Linked DNA regions of Homo sapiens: region 1 is linked to region 2. Evidence: chromatin loops called from intact Hi-C (ENCODE). Cell type or tissue: endothelial cell of umbilical vein. All regions are shown on one strand.

What was found. Hi-C counts contacts between places; a loop is a spot of excess contacts. Peaks named below come from ENCODE experiments on the same cell type or tissue, not always from the same donor. Only the 100,000 strongest peaks of a DNase experiment are listed, where the experiment ranks them.
Region 1: it touches region 2 in a loop (5-fold over the local background); 3 of 110 quality-filtered maps call a loop at or near these places.

What each region holds. Positions count from the first base shown.
Region 1 is chr14:56,268,537-56,276,536 of GRCh38, forward strand. The region is part of intron 2 of PELI2 (pellino E3 ubiquitin protein ligase family member 2); the gene reads left to right. Among named protein-coding and RNA genes, the nearest start is that of LINC02284, 38 kb to the right of the region's middle. In endothelial cell of umbilical vein, no CTCF peak of the experiment used is centred here; a DNase peak (open chromatin) is centred at 3,655; H3K27ac peaks cover 3,514 bases.
Region 2 is chr14:56,336,162-56,344,161 of GRCh38, forward strand. The region is part of intron 5 of LINC02284 (long intergenic non-protein coding RNA 2284); the gene reads left to right. Among named protein-coding and RNA genes, the nearest start is that of LINC02284, 29 kb to the left of the region's middle. In endothelial cell of umbilical vein, a CTCF peak has its summit at 4,125 (motif pointing left); DNase peaks (open chromatin) are centred at 4,050, 5,960 and 6,470; H3K27ac peaks cover 2,516 bases.

The DNA.
Region 1 (8,000 bases), 68 kb before region 2:
TATAGCACTTGGCATTTCACAAGAATGTTGCACCTTCATTTCTTCCCCTGCGGCATTTTGCTCACATCTGGAAACATAAAATGTTCAAAAGCAAATGCAATGCTGTTTTAAAGAATGGGGTTGTTCAGGGTCACTTTCTCCATCTCTTATCAGGTGAGTGTGGCCCTCCCTACCTTTCTCTAGGTAACCATGGGTGGTCCTTACTGCAGGATCAGTCCCTGAAGTGACCAGCAGTTACGATGCCTGCTGTGTGTGTGTGTTGAGATGGGTGTGATTTCAGAGCATTGCCTCACACTGTGGTATGTGACGCTTTCAGATCTGCACCCCTGCTGCATCGTCTCATGCTTTGTAGGGAGCTGCTACACGGAGTCATTGTTGGGAGGTGCCATCAGAGTCTGCATTAAAGTGTGTGCTTTCAAAACTGAGACGAAAAGGCAGAAGAACTTTGAAAGTCCTGATTGGTTTTCATTTATGGTAACTAATGTACAGTGTGTGATTGGTAATGTGAACATGTTTATATAGATATGTGACTGAGTCACAGCATTCTTATGTGGGAAAGCTACACTTTGCCCCTGTTTTCCAAAAGATGTGGGACAAATAAAGCAATAAAAAGAATTGATTGGGTTAGGTGCAATGGCTCACACCTATAGTCCCGGCACTTTAGGAGGCCAAGGCAGACAGATCGCTTGAGCCTAGGAGTTAGAAACCAGCCTGGCCAACGTGGAGAAAACCCATCTCTACAAAAAAATACAAAAAATTAGCTGGGTGTGGTGGTGTGCGCCTGTGGTCCCAGCTACTCAAGAGGCTAAGGCAGGAGAATTGCTTGAGCCTGGGAGATTGAGGCTGCAATGAGCTGTGACTGTGCCACTGTACTCCAGCCAAGGTGACAGAGTGAGACCCTGTCTCAAAAAAGAAAAAAAAAATAGATTGCACATTAGGTTGACTTAATACGTTCTAAAACACAATGAAAAAATCCATACAAACTTCAATATGAACCTTTCACTTATTTAGCAATTTGTCATAAACTGGGTAGATATAGTAGTTGAAACTCAATTCTTAGACAGCAGTGACCTTTCTGGGGACAAGGCCAGCACTTGTACAGGTGACAAAACTGAGGCCAGAGTACTTACGTAACTTGCCCAGAGTCCTACAGCCAGCCCGTGTTGGATTGGAGATTCAGCCCAATCTGTACTATTAGCGAAACAGTACACTGCTGGAATTGAAGGCTGGTTTAAAAAGACTGGAGTTCTTACCCTCAAGGAGCTTTTCATCTAATTGGAAATGGTAGGATTCCTGGGACCAGGTGTCCACAAAGCATGTGAATGTCACCTGCCCAACTCTCTGGCTGCAGCCTTTGGTGTTCATGTTTTCCCAACTATATTCAAGTCAGATCATCTTCTGAAACTGGTACCACCAACCAGATCTAGCTTCTTTGTACTTGAGCGTGACCCCAAATTAGAAACAGACTCTCCTCACATATTCTTACTTTCTCTGGTGTCTGTGCTTGCTGATAGATTGAGCGTGCCTGCCCCAGCCCTGTCCAGCACTCTTGCGTGCCATAGATTCTGTACCAGGGTTTATCGAATAGCTCAGTAAACCAATCCAGGATGGGCTCAGGAGTGGCCCAGGGCCGAGTTCAACGCTATTGCCTCTAACAAATAGGCCTATGATTTTGATTTACTAGAAAATGCTGTTGATTCTGATGAAATCCAAGTTAGCACTTTGTGACTTTCTTATCGTGGCCATGGTTCCGGCGCTTGTTTGAAATATGGTTCCTTGAAAAGGTAGAATATTTTAAAGAGTGTGTTTCATGCAACGTAAATTGTGAATTCCTTTAGCCACCTCCTCTCTTTAGAAATAGTACTCACACATATTTTAAACATAAATTGACAAAGATGGCAGAGACCTCATCTTCCCTGTAGCAAATTGAACCAGACTGATTGAGGATTTATTGCCTAATTATACTTGTCAGCCTGACATAATAGTCATTAGTTCTAGAAAAATATGTTTGTCATACCAGGATTATCTCTAATTAATACAGTCAATATCTAGCATATACTTAAAGCCAAACAGAATAGTGGGGTCCAAAAAAATGTTATGGACTGCAGGGAACTGCTCTAAATACAGGTTCATATTTGAAGGGAGAAAGTGCCATGTTTTATATACATCATTTTCTCTTCTTTAAATCCAGTGAAATCAGTGCTACTGACATTGACTCCCTTTATTGATGAATTATAAAGGTAGTAGTTGAAAGATCAGAGAGGTTATGGTTGGTGAGTAGCTGAACTCAGATTCAAACCTGGTCCAGTGTGTTGTTTTTTTCAGCATCAGAGTCCACTAGCCAAGTTGATCTCTGCAGTATCTACATGTGGTTATTCCATTTTTCTAAAGTACATGTAAAGTTTGAGCTCAGCAGAATAAAACCAGGTAGTCATATTGAGAAAGCCAGTTTGATATAAATGTTTCTTCTGCCCGATGTTTAAGCATTTGCTGGATTATCAGTGGCTACTGCAGTGAGGTGATGCAATTTTAGATGCAGTTAGTATCATGCCTCACGGGATAATTAGTACCTGCCCATATACGTTTGATACCCTCTAGTCCTCACCCTGCTCTGCCCCGACATCACAGTGTGCACAGTGCTCGAGATGGTAAAATCATTCAGCAGTTATTTCCAGGCTGCCGCACGCTCGCTGTAAACTCATTCATTTGCTCATAAATGTGCAGCTTTCTGCCATAAACATAAATATCAGAAGTTGTTTCTGAATAACAAAGGTTCAACTCATTGGCCCCACTCAGACCTACCCCCAAACAGTTTTATTATTATGTTTTCCCATACCGATTAAAATGTTTCTACAGCAATACACCTTGACATAGAAAGTTTGTATTTCATAACCAGAGCCACTGTGAGAGGTCAGTATAGTTATTTTTCCAATTTCGTTTGGCCCTTTCTGTGGTAGTCATTTTGTATAGTTGTTTATTTAGATTTTATAGTGGACTGAAATATTAAATTACCAATTAGATTTAACAGTTAAAGTGGCTGAAAATAAACTTGCCTAAAACACACATCATCATCTGCAGGGGAGCCGATACTTAGTCTGCGATGCCATATTAAATACTGCCATGTTGTGGCCATCATTCAGAAGGCTGTTGAGAACACAAGCGTACATTACGTTTCTTGGTAGAACCTAGAAGACAAAGAGGTCACTAGCTGTCCCAATAGAGCGTTCAGGACGTTTCCTAGCCCTGCTCCCATCGGGCAGGCTGTTAGAGAACCTCTGACTTCTTCACAGAGAGCAGATCGCGTGAGCCCAGGCAGAGTGAGGAGATGCATGCTCATCCCAGAGCACATCCAGCCCCAGGGACTCTTTCTTCCCAGGCATTTTGCGGGGACCTGAAAGGCAAGTGCAGTGGGCAGCCTCAGAGAAGAGCACCACGTTCAGATATGTGGTGCAGAGCTCTTCAGAGCAGCTTGGTATCTAGAAAACGTTGCTTCAGCATACAAGCCACACCAGATCTCTGGCCCTCTATTTTTGAGAGGCAGAAACAACCCTAATTATATCTACACACAAAGAAGACTATGCAGAGTGTGCTCATTTCAAAAACATTCATTTGATTTAGCCAGACTATTGTGTGGCCCAGGAACAATAACTGCAGTTCTATAATAGTCAACTTCCGGGATGTCTAGACAAGAGGGATATTAAACTCCTGAGTCATTTGGTACTAAGAAAGACTTCATAATAGAAAAATTGGTGTCCTTTGAAGAAAAAGAATTTCATTTTATTTGAAATGCAGATGCGAGCATGCACATGTATGTGCGTGCATGCATACACACACGCATGCACACCGCATTCCCTTAAATGAGGCAGACTCTAGTAAGGCATACCTCTTGGTATACAAAGGCAGACCTAGTAAGGCATACCTCTTTGGTATACATCATACATGTAGTTTGCAAAGCAGCCTCATAGTTTCTAACATACATGGTGATTTTCTTCTTCTGCCTTCCTAGTGTCCCCTCTATTCTTGCTCTAAATGTATTAAGGACTACAAAAATGTCCATGTGACACACTTGGTGGCCTTTGTCTTCTCTGGCAATACTTTGAATGATTCACAGATACTTTTTGTAGTCTATAATCATTTTAAATATTAATACAAAATTTTCTTCACATCTCAGTCTTCTAACCAGAGATTATCACAATAAAAATGCATATTTGCTTTAAACACAAACAACCTCTTAACATACATTCAGGAGCACATAACACTTCCATTAGAAACATAGACCCTGCTCTGTGTAGAGACACTGCTGCCTGCCATGGTAGACACACCTGTTCCGTTCTCTTGGGTGTAGGTAAGACGTACACACAGATAACCGTAGTGTCTTGGGTGATGAGTCACATAAGATTTTTTAAAAAGTGCTCTGGTACCAGTAGGCCTTGTAAGCTGATTGTTTCAGTTGTCTTTTGTTGTGTAGAAAACTACCACAGAATTTAGTGAGTTCACAAAAACCTTCTGTTTTATTCATTATTTTGTGGGTCAGGAATCTGGGAAGGGCACCACTGAGTAGTCAGTCTCTGGTCCACATCTGGGGCAGCTGGAGCTGGAGGATCCACTCTCACAGAGGCTTCTCCATGCACATGTCTGCATCTTGGTGCTCCCAGGCCTCCCTATCCCCATGTGGCATTTCATTCTCCAGGCCCTCTCCCTGTGGCTTTGGCTTCTTGGAGCCTAGTGGCATGTACGTAGTCAGGCTTCTTGCCCACAGCTGGGAACCCCCAGAGCGGCAAATGGAAGCTGCAAGCCTTTCCTGACCTAGTATCAGAAGTCCCATGTGTCACATCCACGGCATTCTCTTGGTCATTGAGCAAGCTACTGAAGCCAGCCCAGATGCCAGATGATACATGATGATTGCACAAAAGCATCTTCAGGACAGAAAGTTAAGGGCTGCAAAAAAGCTGATTATAAAATTCCTTTGAGGAATAAATCAGTTTTGTAGCTACTGGCTGCCCAACAGCTACTTTGTATTTGAGGAGAAAAAGTGAAATGTTACACATTGTTTTGCATTTGATTTTTGCCTTAATACAGTGAAATCAGCCCGGCTTTGACTCCCTATTGGATTAATTATGAAGGTAATAATGCTAACTGTATGTGAACAACAGTGGCAAGAGAGGGCTCAGGGGTGACATGAAGTTTTTAAGTGTGAGTGACTGTTGTGCTATTGACTGAAATAGGAAACCCAGAAGGAGAAAATGTTTGAACCAAACCATGTAATGATGCTGTACACTGCAAGTGACAAAATGCCTAACGAAAAGCAGCCTAAAACCCTGATTTTTATTCCAGAGGTCTGGGGACAGGTAGTTCCACGTTTGATTCAGCATCTCAAAGATGTCAGGGCTCTGAGCCAACTTCTGTGAGAGTCTTTTGACCTTCCTCTCACGTTGCAAGGTGGTCTACTTCAGCTCCAAACATCATGTCATATTTTAGTGACAGAGAAGGGAAGGAGTCTCTCTCAGTGTCTCTCATCCCCAGGAGCTCCACACCAGATGTCTCCTAAGTCCCACTGGCCGAAAGTGGATACATTTCCATGCGCTAGCCTCAGAGGAGAGTGGGAGAGCTAGCGTGGATGTCGTCAGGCTTTTTCGCAGGAAGCCAGCTCAGCCAGCAGGGAAAAGGACATTAGTAAGGCAACCAACAGTGTCTGCCACAGTGATAAATCCCATTTTCTCTCTCCATACAGTTGATAAAGGCTCACTTAGCAGCCTTATAGAGCTTGAATTAAATGGGCTAAATCATAACTATAATAAATTAATATTTTCTGGATATGTGTTAGTTTCTCTATTGGCTTTCACTTTGTGGTTGAGAGCTAACACTGCTTCTTAACAAATAAAAGATTTAATTATTTATTTCCCTCATACTTTAAAATTTGGATGAAAATTCTTTGGCTGCCATTAAGACATGTTACCCATTGTTTATCCTGCAATACTGCCTTCTGTTATCATTACATTTTATATAAGTGCCTTTACGTGTGTATATGGGTTTATAAGAGGAAGAAAATTCTCTAGACGTATGAACCATGTTTGTTTTAGAGTCTGGAGACTCACAAAACTCCCTGACATTAGTTTTGAGTTGTAAGTTGAAGCAGGACAGCCAGTTCTAACTGTTCTCATCCCTGAATGGCAAAGGCTGGCAGAGCTGAGCCTGTGACACAAGCAGCATAGCTGTAAGAAAATACATATCCTCAGCTGAGAAGAAAATACTTGACTCACATCTGGTCTGGGCATCTGGGATTGCAAAGTAAGGCTTAATTTCTTCAGCTGGATAAAGCTGAAATTCTTTAATCTGTTTATCTGTAATTGCCCAGTTATATTTTAACCTAATAACATTTATACTGTAATAAAGTGGTTTTTATAGACTCAAAACATTTGAGCTGAGAGTGTCACTACTGGTACCTTTGCTAGTGAGAAGTAGGGAAGGTGAGGGGAAGACCTGAAGAAAGAAACTCTAAATCTCATCTTGTATCTGTAGCAGTTCATTCGTTCATTCATTCATTCATTCATTCATTCGTTTGACATTCATTGAATGCCTGCCACACTGTTGATGCTGGGGTGGAAAAATAAATAAGACTGAACGTGTGTTCGAGGCACATGCAGTGTTATGAGAACAGAGGTGGCGACCTGCGTTCTCATCACAGCTGCCCAATAGAGAAGTGAATATAGGAAATCATTATTGTCTACACCAGCAGTCCCCAGCCATTTTGGCACCAGGGACCAGTTTTGTGAAAAACAATTTCTCCACGGACCGGGGAGGCACATGGTTTTGGGATGATTCAAGCACGTTACATTTGTTGTGTACTGTATTTCTATTATTATTTCATTGTAATATATAACTAAATAATTATATAATTCACCATAATATAGAATCAGTGGGAGCCCTGAGTTTGTTTTCCAGCAACCAGACAGTCCCATCTGGGGATGATGGGAGACAGTAACAGATCATCAGGCATTAGATTCTCATAAGGAGCGCACAGTCTAGATCCCTCACATGCGCATTCACAATAGGGTTCACGCTCCTATGAGAACCTAATGCCGCTGCTGATCTGACAGGAGGAGCTCAGGTGGCAATGATAGCAATGGGGAGCAGCTGTAAATACAGATGAAACTTCGCTTGCTCGTCTGCCACTCACCTCCTGCTGTGTGCCGTGGTTCCTAACAGGCCACAGACTGATAGCAGCCTGTGGCCCAGGGGTTGGGGACCCCTGGTGTACACAGCAAGCTGCTTGAGCTGGTTTTCTTTATGATGTTAAAGAGCTTTCTAAATTTGTGTTGATGTAGTAAGGTCACAGCATTATGTTACAGTAATTGTGTTTGAACTAAGTTATAGTGAATGCCAAGAAAAGACCCTACCTGCTCTCCTTTCTGATATTTTGGAAATAGATTCCAAAACAACTTAGGGCCTTGGAGAAACTTTTATTTCCAAAATACTGGAAATGATTGGCTCAAGTCAGTGAATCTGTCATTTACTAGAAACTCTATTTCTGAAAGTCATATTTTAAATGTTAAAAAATATTGTTGAACAATTGATACTTCTAACAAAAAGTTCAATGCCATATGTACTTGCAGACTTTTCCGTAAGACATGACCCAAGAAGGAAAGTGAAAATTGATCTCAGGTTTAAACTCTTCTTTAATTTCCCCTAACCACCTAAATCTGACTCTATTTTAGACTTTAATACATGGAAACAAGGTCATGTGAGCCCTAATTCATGTAATTGAAGGAAGTCTACACTTCCCCATTTATTGACGATGATCCTGCTGGTGGCCTTAGGCGCCCTGGTTTTTACTGCCACCAAATCCCAGTCCTGGCTTTAGTCTCATCTTTTCAGGCCAGCCCAGCCCACGTTTCTGCTTTCCATAGGTGCAGCATGTTGGACCCCAGGGCACCAGTACTCCGGGCCTTTGTAGGGTCAGGACTCTTCTCCTGGCTTAGCATTACCAGAGGGAAATCCTT
Region 2 (8,000 bases):
CCCGAAGAGATGGCGTCTTTCAACCACCTCTGTTACTCTGCCAGTGATCTGAGAACAAAAGGCCCTCTTGGGCTAAAAAGAACAAGTTACGGAGTCAGAAGCGGGTATTAGGGAAGGGAAAGTGAGCCAATCCCTGGGGCTCACCAGGAACAATTAATTTGTTTAGTTCTAACTAACCCATGGGTTTACCTTGAATGAAAGTTAGCATTATATTGAACTTACTCCGAGTCATTTTATTTACATTTTCCTTTCTATATCATTTCGAATTGGGAAAAATTAGATTTTGTTAATTTTAGCTCCTTGGGCAAAAGGCACCGCATTCATTCCCAGCATTATCATTCCCAACACTTCGCATAGTATTAGATCACTTTCCTATAATCACTTCATTCTCTTTTATGAGACTTGAGGTTTAATTGGAGGTTCCAATAAGAGACTTTATGTGTTTAATGGATTTTGGTATAATAATCAGAGTCTGAAATGCTAGTCAGAAGGCCAGTTGACTTCTAATGAGGCTGCACTTGGGAGAAAAGGGTTTTAAAGATACTACAAGTCTATGCTGTAGAAGTAGACATGCAAATGTTTAGGGAAAGATGTAAAGTGTCTTGTTACTTCTAAATCACAGGCATGTGTACTCCAAAACCTATTGTTAGACTGGGTTAACTGGTGAAAAACATTCAAATTGATGAGTGGGCAGTTCAACTTTTGAGAGGGACTCAGTGAAAATAGTAACGGGACACTCGGATGCATTCTCCTGTTGGCCACTTCTGGAGGCTTCAGGGATTGGGCTCACCCTCCTTTCGCTGGTAACCCCTCGTGACCCCTCGGCCTGGGCTTCTCTTCCTCCTGCACGCTCCCCTGCAGAGTGGAACACAGACTTTCCAGCCCTCCTAACTGCAACCCTTCCTTACCGTCTCCAAAACATGCACCTGCTCACTTCTTTTTAATTATTACTTAAGGAATTTTTCAACTGGACACGCTAAGGAAAATGGGATTACAAAATAAACAAGAAATGAGGAAATTGAATATTATGGGAAATCTTATATTTATAGCTATATCAAAGCAATTTCCCTAGGAAATTTTATGGTATATTGCTGGCTAGGCATTTTCTTACTTTCCCATTACTCGTGGGAATATTTTAAACAGAAGACAAGCACTCTTACCATGGAGCTATATTAAACTTAATATATTTAAATACTACATATTGCATATCTCAAATATTACGTGTTTTGCCTACACATGGAAACTAATTTTTAAGTGGCCTCACCCACAACCAAGGACTCTCTGCCCTTCCCAAGGTGGAAATGTGAGAGATGGATCTTCCCTGCTTCTCCCTCCAGGCCACAAGCTTTTTTTTGTTTGTTTTTGTTTTGTTTCGTTTTGTTTTGTTTTTTGAGGCAGAGCCTTGCTCTGTTGCCCAGGCTGGAGTGCAGTGGCACAATCTCGGCTCACTGCAACCTCCACCTCCCGGGTTCAAGTGATTCTCCCGCCTCAAGCTCCTAAGTAGCTGGGATTACAGGTACGTGCCACCACACCCGGCTAATTTTTGTAGTTTTAGTAGAGACAGGGTTTCACCGTGTTGGTCAGGCTGGTCTTGAGCTCCTAACCTCATGATCTACCCGCCTCAGCCTCCCAAAGTGCTGGAATTAGAGGCGTGAGCCACTGCGCCTGGCCCACGAGCTTTTGACCCTGGAACTGCATGGATAGTCTTTGCCTTTCACCAAAGTGTAAGTGATGCTAACCACACTCGGTGATCAGTGGTTCTCAAATTGGAATGTGCATGACAGACAGCTAAGGCACACAGTAGGAATTTAGATTCTTGGTCACCAATCCTACAAATGGATTCAGCAGGCCTGAGAGGGGCTCAGGAACCTGAATCTGCATTTGTGCCCACCTCCTAACTCCTGGGTGATTCTAAGGACTACTCTTGAACTCTAGATCCTGCCTGGAGAAGCAGGGTGCCCTGCCCTATCTGCATTGGACACTTGGGGCCACAGCTGCTGCCCTGTGAGGTATGAATTAGTCTCTGGGTTACTCCCTGGGGCCCCATTTATTCCATAACTGCTTGAATTCTCTGAAGTCAAGCTTTGAGCTTAAGGTTGAAGAATTCTTCCCTAAGTATAATCTCCAAAGCTTCCTCTCCATGAGCTGCAGGACATCCTGTATTAATTGGGAACATTAATTAAGCTCCTTTACTTATCCTGGAAGGTCTCTATTGTTTCAATAAGTTGTTCAATTTGCCAGCCACATTAGCTCATAATTTCAGGATATGGACTCAGTTTCTTCTTAATCTGTTGCTCTAGTGGTTCCCGAACTTAGATGGGGACAAGAATTACTGCAGAGCTTATTAAACAAAGGGTGCCAAGCTCACCCAAGGCTTACACAGCCAAAATCTCTGGTGTCTGTGCTAGAGATTTTGGGATTCTGTGTTTGACAAGCCCTACTGGGGTTCAGATACCAAACATTTAGAATTGTTGCATAATCCAGTTATTCTCAAATGTCAGGATGTATCAGGATCACCAAGGGGACTTGTTTAACAACATCACTGGGCCCTACCTCTCAGGTGTCTGGTTCGGCAGATTTGGTTGGCGTCTGAGAGTTGACATTTCTATCAAGTTCCCAAGTGACATCGTTATTTGTGGACCAGGGCCTACACGTAGAGAACCACTGACTAAGCTAGTATCTGGGCCCAGGCTGCACTTACAGCCATGTGTCACCATCAAACCAAACATATGGTGGCTTTAAAGCAGCTTCTTATCAAAACAAACACTTCCACTGAGCCCCACTAAATTCCTGCTTTTAGGCTGGGAGGGCCTTTTGTTCTCAGATCACTGGCAGAGTAGCAGAGGTGGATGAAACATGCTATCTCTCCAGGTTCTTTGTGGTCTCTCCCCATAACTCACCTGGAGAGTGGCCCTGACACTGCAAAATGACCTTGGCCATAGCAATAGTAGACCCAAGTGGAGTGCTGTCCCTCACTCTTCACTAGTTATATCACGTTGTTCAGTTCTGGCGTAGCACATCGGGCAGTTCTTGCTCCTGCCTTTTGATCACGCACAAACACTTCCCCAAGACTGAACCCCTCCTCAAATTTCATTTCTCCCCACCTCAATAGAACTCGTAAAGCACTATTTGGTAATGTCGGTTTTCCAGGCTGTTTCTGGAAAGATGGAGAAGAGAATATATCAAACGCTGCACTACACAACACTTCATCAAAATCTCCACCTTAGTTGTCTCCTTCTCTCTTGTCCTCCCTGCCTCCCACCAGTTTTTCTCTTGATCTCTTTCCTCCTCTGATTATGTAGAATAATTTAGGTGTCCTCCCCCCTTCCAATTTGCATCCACCCACCTGAATCAATTTAACACCCCCATCTTCCTTCAGCAACTAGGGGATCTTCTTTGGGATCCTTCCTCCTTAGACATTAGGAGAGGATTGTAAAAATATATCCTTTCCCATCCCCACTCCACCTTGACACCAACTCCAACAGTGGGAGCAAAGAGGTTCTCTTTAGGGGAGAATATTTGCCTTTATGGAGCATGTGATCCACCCCTCTGTGATCCCCTTCTTTCTCCAAGCAAAATGAGACAGGCACAGCTGGGAGATAGAAATCTCCCTTCTATGTGGGGCTTATGAGGTTGACATGCATCCCCATCTTTCCTGTAGGAGAATGCACTTGCCCATGCAATATGGATACTTGGAGCCTTTGGGTCAGGGCAGGGGAGTGAGAGAGAGAGAGGTGGGGAGGTGGAGGGTTCACTTAGAGTGGAGTCTTCAAATGCTTTGAGAGGCTTAGAGCCACCCAAAGCTATGTCTCCCTCATCACCCTCGGGTTCACACTACCCCCGTACATAGACCCTCTCCTCAGCCACCCTCACTGGGGTTCTTGGCATGGCAGCCTGCCCCCCATGTTGAGTTATCCCAACAGCCACAAAGTGTTTAGAGCTTCTTCTGAGTCTCCTGCAGCAGCACAGAGTTTCATGACACAGCATGGAATGACTCAGCAAAGTCAAATGAGGGCAGAGAAGACAATCAGAGGGAATTACAACACTTTGAGTAGAATGATGAGAAAAGGCCCTTATTAAAGAGCACGCACGAAGTTCAGACTGCCAAACACTGTAGTGCCATCTGCCGGCTGAGGGCCCTCTTGCATAGGCCCCCATTCTTGAAGCTATTCTCCACGCCCCGAGCCATGGCCAGGATCTCTGAGACCACTGGAGATACTTTCGCTGTCTGTGTGACCTAGATTTCAAAAGAGGTCGTTCTATGAGTCTGTCATGCTCTAATGGAACCTCTCTCTGTCCTTGAGGAACTTGGATGATCTAAAACTCAGAGGGATCTAAAACTGTTGAAAGGCATTGAAGGTGTTGAAATGAAAGAAAGAAAATATACTAAACCTAGCAGCTAAAATATGTCCTTTGGATGTTTTGTATGTGCCTAAAATTCTTCAAGATACCATAAAATGGTCACCAACTACACTATTAATGTCATTGTGTAAATGATCATTGTCCTTCTCATGCCCCTAATTGTTAAAGACCACCAGCTGCAATCCAGCTCCTTGGTGGACAGGCATAACCGCGGACTTTGGATTACATCCCCTCTATTTCTTCTGCCCTATATTTATAGACATAAGTGATCCTTAAATTTGCTAATGAAGATGGATCCTAGTTTCAGTGAGATCAACGTTGCTGGCTGATTATTTATCAATACATTTTAACCAGGAATTGCTTCCAGAATCATAAAGGCAGCAGAAATCCAGGCATGTATTTGGAATTTGTCTTTAAATTCTAATACCTTTGTCTAAAGACTTTACTGCTACATCCATTTCTCTACTAGATGAGCAAAATACTTTTCCCTGGACACTAAGGTTAACTTCTGCTTTTTCATCTCCTAGAAGTGTTAGCCATTTGGACCTTTGTTTAACAGCTTCTTTGAAGCGTTATGCTCTGACAGCTTGCCTGATGGATGGAGCTGTCAGCATATCCCCAGTCCAGAGATGAGGAGGACATTACCTCACCTACCCACTCTATAAATCAGATGAATAAAAATTAGTACCAAGCTAGGCCCAGGGATCCTTTCTCATTTTAGTACTCTTTGTAGATTATAATCTTCAGAATGTGCTTCAGGAAAAAAAAAAAAAAGAAAAAGACTTTAATGTTGCTTTGCTCTAAAGAATTAGCATTGATTTACTCTACAAAATAACTGCTCATGGCTAAGATATTTGAAAAAATTAGTACTATGTGCACAAACCTGTCCTCTGTGACCTGCAATCATAACTTTAGGGGTTGGAGGTCTGATCTGAAGTGCAGAGAGGGAGATATTAGCAGAAATGTCAATACCCAAGGGGGACTGGGCAGAGTGGGCAGGGCAGAGATGAGATGCCAAAGTGAGGCAACCAGAGGCACTCAGGAGAGGTATCAAGGAGAAAAGAAAGCCTTTCCTCACCCATCAGAGACAATTACTTCTGTGGTTTCCAGGACGTTTCTTTACAGATCTACCTACATCTTTACATGTCGGTTTTCCCTGGTAGCCCCTGAACCCCTTGACGTTAGGAACTGAGACTCATTCATCTTTGTGTCCCCAGGTTCCCAGCCCTAGGTCCCATGGCCGGCATTCAGTGTAAGATCTATGAGTGAATGAATGGGATCAGGTACTTTAGCAAAATAACTAGGGTAACTCTGGATGAGAAGAGAACGACATAGTCTGGCAGAGGTATGTAGAAAAAAAATACCCAGAGTATGAATATGTAAAAAGGAATTGTGGGAAGTAAACGGCAGCAATAAACATGTGATCTCATACTTCATTCTTAGCTGAGAAAACAGAATTCTTACGCTGCAGACACATGATGCTGTGTTATAGACCTCAAGTTCTTCACTGGGGAAGAAATCAGCAGTTAGACTGTGTGTTTTCCTAGGTCACCACTTTGCCCTGCTCCAAGTTGACACAGAACTGGTATTCGCTCCCATTTCCCTGATGACCGTTGTGTCTCCCTTGGGACTTGGGGTAGTTTTAAATCAACCATGGAGTGGTTTCCAGTTCTGGCCCCACCGTGTTCATGTTACTGAAGTTTCAGGGTTTCAGCTTTCACCATCTGTAAAATTTAAATGGCAACACTATGCCTTGGCTGCTAAGCAGGACTAGAATAAAAAGTAAGATGTTGTCAGGAAAGCCTGTAAGGCGTTTGCATGGCACAGGGGTAAAAATAGCCAAAAGGCAGATAAATGCAGTCAAATATTTTGTCATTTGCTTTGCCTTAAAATTTTCACTACTCTTCATGAAAATGAAAAGATGTCCTTTTGCAGGGTGACAGCTGCTGTTGGTTGCAGGAAGCTGCTGTCTGCTACTGATAAACAAATGACAACTTCCCCTGAATGGGTCCATATATTGCCGGAAGCAGATTTATGATTAAATTTTTGCTGGCCTTTTTTTTTTTTTGACCACGGAAAAAGATTTGGCTGGAGTGAGTATATTTCCCTCTTGACCAAATCCTTTGGTGTTTTGAAAACTTTCCAAGTGAGAAAATGAACCCTTTTACCCAGCTTGAGTCAGATGCTCAAAACACAAGATAAAAATAGCTTCTTGGGAAGCTGTCACACTGCTTTGCTCTGCCCCCAGGATGGTTAACCCATTCACAGGGCCTTCAGCGCAGTGAGTGAGCTCCCCCGGCTTTTGTTAGAGATGGTCCTTCTCACTTTTCATTTAGGATGTCCTTGTTACGACCCATGTGAAGTCACCTGTGATTATGAACAGGAAACTTGAGGGTGAGCCAAATGTCAAAGAGCTCTTTCCAAACCATCTGCACTGAGGTGCTTTCCTTGTGGAAGGGATCAGTTTTTGGGCTTAACTCTTCCTATTTCTAATAGTAGTTTATGGTTTGACTTCTCTCTCCTAGACAATTTAATAAATCTGATTAATCATTATGTCAATTTTAATAAGAAAAATGGCATGGTTGATATTAAAAGTTAACAGTCAATGAATATATTTCAGGCACCTTATATGCATATATAAACATCATTCTATTTAGTCCTCATACAGGATTCATGAAATAGATGCTATCGGCAGTCTCTCCATTTTACAGATGGGGGAAGTGAGACTTGCCCAAAATCTCGTAGCTCAAAAACGACAGGCAAGAGATTAAACTCAGAGCTGTCTGTCCAGAGTCGGAGCGCTTAGCCAGTGTGTCCTGCCAAGCGAGTGATGCTGGGCATGGCATCCTCTGGCCCATCAGTACTGCAATTCCAGATTCCAGTCTCCCGGAGCAGAACCCTTCAGGTTTTTTTTGTTGTTGTTTTTTTTAAGACAAGGTCTCACTCTGTCACCCAGGCTGGAGTGCAGTGACACAATCTCAGCTCACTGCAACCTCTGCCTCCTGGGTTCAAGTAACTCTCCTACCTCAGCCCCCCAAGTAGCTGGGACTATAGGCACGTGCCACCATGCCCAGCTAACCTTTGTATTTTTAGTAGAGATGGGGTTTTGCTATGTTGGCCAGGCTGGTCTCAAACGCCTGACCTCAAGTGATCCACCCGCCTCAGCCTCCCAAAGTGCTGGGATTCCAGGTGTAAGCCACCGTGCCCGGCCCAGGTCTGAATTTCAAACAGATGATTCAAGGCTGGGGCTTGAATGAATGCCAAGGCCTTAACTGCAGGTTGCAATAAGTATGAGGTTCAGGTGGCCAACAGTCTAGCACCCAGTGGCAAGACTCATTACTGCCTTGAGGAATAACAGTCATTAAGACAAATGTAGGCCTGGGAGTCAGCATTGCTGGGTTGGCGTTAATCTTGTTTGTTTGGAAATCTGTAATGCATTTTGGATACCCATACAACATCTCTGGGGCTTAATTTCTTTTTGAAGTTGAGAACTGGGGGTAAATGAGGATTAATCATGTAACTTAATGGTCAGGAAATTTACAATCCAGTAAAGGAATTAAAGTGCCCGAATCTTGTTATGAGCCACAGGGTCATAATGAACTGGGATGCAGGGTAATTTTTCTCAGGTATCTCCCAGT